Regions from separate parts of the Homo sapiens genome. Here region 2 is linked to region 1. Evidence: read pairs that join two places in POLR2A ChIA-PET (ENCODE). Cell type or tissue: IMR-90. All regions are shown on one strand.

The links. ChIA-PET counts read pairs that join two places held together with the same protein. Peaks named below come from ENCODE experiments on the same cell type or tissue, not always from the same donor. Only the 100,000 strongest peaks of a DNase experiment are listed, where the experiment ranks them.
Region 2: POLR2A ChIA-PET joins it to region 1 with 7 read pairs; 4 of 35 experiments call an interaction of 5 or more read pairs at or near these places.

Annotation. Positions count from the first base shown.
Region 1 is chr15:74,530,563-74,533,062 of GRCh38, forward strand. No RefSeq gene overlaps it. Among named protein-coding and RNA genes, the nearest start is that of ARID3B, 9.4 kb to the right of the region's middle. RefSeq lists a silencer at 1,113-1,313. In IMR-90, no CTCF peak of the experiment used is centred here; a DNase peak (open chromatin) is centred at 969; H3K27ac peaks cover 510 bases.
Region 2 is chr15:74,707,999-74,710,498 of GRCh38, forward strand. No RefSeq gene overlaps it. Among named protein-coding and RNA genes, the nearest start is that of EDC3, 13 kb to the left of the region's middle. In IMR-90, no CTCF peak of the experiment used is centred here; no DNase peak of the experiment used is centred here; H3K27me3 peaks cover 1,405 bases.

The sequences.
Region 1 (2,500 bases):
AGGTTGGTTTGAATTAATCTAAATATTCAACATGTGCTCTTGCCATAAAGCAGAAAGCAAAGGCCTGAAGTAGACAAGCTTTTTAACCTTTCTGGCATTTCATAGATTTCACCTTAATAAAATTCTGAAAACTCCCATTATAGTATAATTAGCTTCCTTTATTTTATTTATGTATTTTTTTGAGACACCTGTGTAGGTATCTGTGGACACATTTATGAGAATCGGTTGGCCCTGCAACTCTCCCAGTCAAGCTCACTGCCAGGCTAACTTTGGCTTGTGTACCTTCTCCTCTTAGTTTCACCAATACTTGACAGAGTCTGGCTCAGCACAGCTCTATGGGATGGAGGGCCAGATGGCTCCCAAAGAGCCCTGACCAGAGGCACAGGCCTGTGACCAGGTGTCCTATTCTAGGACAGATGGCTTGAATTGCCTCCTGCTCCCTTTTGCTCTGACAGTCTCTGGGACTACTGAGCGCTGGGGCCACTACAGAAATTGGATGATGCTTTGCAAAGATGGCTTTTAATTAAGTATCAGGGAGAGTGAGACAATCCAATATTTTCAAAGATGAGTCACTCTGGGATTGGCCTTTTTGCTTGCCTTAGAGGTCTAACCTCTTCCATTCACAGGTGAGAGACAGAACAATGTAGTCAAGTCAGTTCATCAGCATGTTGGCAAATCGGAGTCCCAGGCTTGGAGAAGACCTTTGCAGTGAAGGCATGTGGAAAGAGAATGTGGCAAGAGAGCAGCTATCTTCAGGGGAATGTTGGTCTGCCCACTGCCAGGAGGGCTTGTTACTCTGAAAAAGTTTTCAAAGTTTACCTTTGAGCCTCAGTAACTAGGTACTGGCATTTCCCCAGGGTTTAGTGGTTAGTGGAGGCTGACACTTCACATAACCCAGGTCACCAGACACCAAATACCAATTGTCTGACTTAAAATACAAACAGTTCTATGAAAGAGGACACCCAGTAGTCAGCCTGATGGTCGTATCCCCTACCCACAGGAAAACACACTGAAAGCCCACTCAGGCTGCAGATACGTTACTGACGCATCCACCACCACAGCTAGAGAGATACCCTCAGGAATGTGTTGACTTGATATACCTCCTTGCTGGGCCCCCTAGTCACATTCTTTCTTTACACAAGTTAATACCATTTACTCAGCAGAGGCTTTACACATGCTAATAGAGGCTCCTCAGGCTACACCTTCATCTCAGGACAAGTGGAAACCTTAATCATCTGGTTTCATTTTAATTTTCCATGACAGTAAAAGGTACAGTGACTACAGGACAGTCCTTTCCTGCCTTCCTGGGGTAGTTAATCCTAAAAAACCTCTTGTGGGGCAATTCAAGTTGAAAATGTAATCAGTACTTAATTTCAATGGGAAAACATTTTATATGTGCACAGTGTCCCAAAATTAACACCCACTCATGCTAAAACATCAAATCTCATTAAGACAGACACAATTACATTAACAATTACACTGGCTATCATAAACAAAACTAAAGGCATTTTCCCTTCATTAGTTATGATCTCATTAGTTACGAGATTATTATCCCATAATATGGCCATTTACCCGTTGTTTCTTAGCTTTTATGCACTGTACATTTAAGACTAAATTTAGGCCAGGCTCAGTGGCTCACACTTGTAATCCCAGCACTTTGAGATGCCAAGGCAGGTGGATCACTTGAGGTCAGGAGTTCAAGACCACCCTGGCCAACATGGCGAAACCCTATCTCTACTAAAAATACAAAAAAAAAATTGGTCAGGCACGGTAGTTCACGCCTGTAATCCCAGCATTTTGGGAGGCCAAGGAGGGCAGATCCCAAGGTCAGAAGTTCGAGACCAGCCTGGCCAATATGCTGAAACCCCATCTCTACTAAAAATACAAAAAAAAAAAAAAAAAAAAATTAGCTGGGCGTGGTGGCGCCCACCTGTAGTCCCAGCTACTTGGAAGACTGAAGCAGAAGAATCACTTGAACCCGGGAGGCGGAGGTAGCAGTGAGCCGAGATTGTGCCACTGCACTCCAGCCTGGCAGCCTGGGTGACAGAGCGCGACTCCATCTCAAAAAAAAAAAAAAAAGGTCAGGCCTATCCCAGTACTTTGGGAGGCCAAGGCAGGCGGATCACTGAGGTCAGGAATTTGAGACCAGCCTGGCCAACGTGGTGAAACCCTGTCTCTACTAAAAATGCAAAAATTAGCTGGGTGTGGTGGTGGGCACCTGTAATCCCAGTTACTCGGGAGGCTGAGGTAGGGGAATTGCTTGAACCCAGGAGACGGAGGTTGCAGTAAGCCAAGATCGCACCACTGCACTCCAACTTGGGTGACAGAGCGAAATTCTGTCTCAAAAAAAAAAAAAATTAGCCGGGTGTGGTGGTGCACTCCTGTAATCCCAGCTACTCGGGAGGCTGAGGCAGGACCCGGAAGGTGGAGGTTGCAATGAGCTGAGATCGACAGAGAAAGACTCCGTCTCAAAAAAAAAAAAGATATATACGGCCAGGCG
Region 2 (2,500 bases), 180 kb after region 1:
ACAAGGGGGAATCCAGAACGATGCTAGCTAATAGAGGCACGTGTGTTGCCAATTTGAAAAGACATCTGAGGCTGGGCATGGTGGCTCATACCTGTAATCCCAGCACTTTGGGAGGCCAAGGCAGGTGGATCACCTGAGGTCAGGAGTTTGAGACCAGCCTGGCCAACATGGTGAAAACCCATCTCTACTAAAAATACAAAAATCAGCCGTGCATGATAGCACGCACCTCAGGAGGCTGAGGCAAAAGAATCGCTTGAACCCAGCAGGCGAAGGTTGCGGTGAACGGAGATCGCGCCATTGCACTCCAACCTGGGCAACAAGAGCGAAACTCCATCTCAAAAAAAAAAGACATCTGAGAAGAGAACAGACAGCTGTCACTGCTGTGGCAGCAGCCCTGCCTCAGGTGTGTGGCCCCTCCCAGCTCCAGCCGCTTGACCTCTGCTGTCTGCCCTCTCCCATTCCCCTCCTGGGATACACATTTAGAGAACAACTGGCTCAGCAACAATTAGCCTTTTCAGAAATGCCAGTGAGTTGCCACTTCTTACTCCTGTGCTGGGGCTTTTAACCGTTTCAGGAGTGCCAGCTTCCCCATCTCCTCTCAGCTTCACAGGCAAGCCTGAGGGGCTGCGTGAAGACAAGTGGCTCTTGGTTTTCCTTACCTGGACCTGCAAGCCAACTATTAAAGTATTCAGGAGAGATGATCTTGCTGTGCAGGCACAGAACTGGACCAGACACAAGCCCAGATGGTGGAGGAGAGGGGGTGGGTTGGGGAAGCTTCCAGGGTCATCATGGGAAATAGCACAGAACATGGGCTCCCTTCTAGATTCCGTGTATTCCTGGGGACCTAGAAGCCAGGTGTCCTCCCCAAGCATCACAAGGGTTAGACCACTCTGCAGGGTATTTAGGAGTCCAGGGCACTTCTGTGTGTTACCCACAACCCAGATGGATGAAAATTGCAAGGTGTATACTTATTTGCTGCCTTGTTCTCTGAGGGACCCGTCTGCCTCCACTACCACACACTTCAGTCTTACATCCTGAAATATCTGACATCTGACATTCCCCCTGCAAGAGAAGTACAGAGAAAAGTGGAAAGTGAATGAATTATTTTGCATGCTGGGTAAAAGCATTTAAACAAATGGTGATTAAACCCAAAAATGTTTCACAAGACCTGTTTCACAATTTTTCTGCATTTATAATAAAGTAGATCAAGTCTTCTTATGACTCAGTCTTCATAAGACTCAGTCTTCACAGATCCCACCAGGAGATGCTCTGGAAAAGTTTCGACATGGAGATTGACATCTTTATTCATTCCTAATCCAGTTCTTGAAAAGAGTAAACAGAGATATGAACAAGAGACAAATACATTTATCCAGGGAGGCAAAACAGTATTCTCAAAGTCACCCAATCAACCAAGACAGTTTCTAGTGAAGACCTGATTCATCAACAAATCTTTTCTTCTTCTCCTTCTCCTTCTTTTTCCTTCTTTCTTTTTTAAGACAGGGTTTTGCTCTGTTGCCCAGGTGGGAGTGCTGTCATGATCATGGCTTATTGCAGACTTGACCTCCCAAGCTCAAGCGATCTTCCTGCCTCTTTTTTTTTTTTTTTTTTGTATTTTTTGGTAGAGATAATCTCACCATGTTGCCCAAGGAGTCTCACTATGTTGCCCAGGCTGGTCTCAAACTCCTGGGCTCAAGCAGTTCTCCTGCCTCAGCCTCCCAAAGTGCTGAGATTACAAGCATTAGCCATCACACCCAGCAATCAACAAGTCTTTATGTAATGCCCAAAATGTGCTCAATCCCAGTGCTAGGAGCTGGGATGGAGGCAACAAAGAAATTGACCTGCCCCATTTAAGTGTCATGTATGGTTCAAAAATTGTATGAACCATACATATTCAAACCATACATGGTTCAAAAATTAAATTTAAAAAAAAACTGACGTGCCCTGAAGAAGCTTATGGCTCATCCAGGGAAACCAAATTAACACAGGGTATCAATTGTCCATTGCTTTGTAACAACTAACCCAAAATTTAGTGGCTTAAAATAACAACCATGTACTGAGCTCACTAGTCTGTGGTTTAGGTGGGTATACTGCTGATTGGGGTGGGACTGGCTGATCTTGGCTGGACTCACTCAAGGAAGTTGGCTAGAGTCTGGCTGGTCTATGGTGGCCTCAACCAGGGCAATTCCTCTCTGTTTCATATGGTCTTTTATCTTCCAGCAGGCTCCCTGGGTTTGTTGTTGTGGTCGTGGCAGGATTCCAAGAGAAGGTAAAGGTCGATGAGGTCTCTTAAGACCTGGCCTCAAAACTAGCATGCCATCACCTCCAATGCATTGGACTGATCAAGGCAAGTCACCAGGCCAGCCCAGATTCAAGGAGGGGGAAAACAGACCATACATTTTCACAGGAGGATATGTAAAGTCACTTTGTAAAGGGAATAAATACAGGAAGGAAATAAAATTGGGCCACAATGACACAGGAAGTAACAAGAAAAACCAGCAAG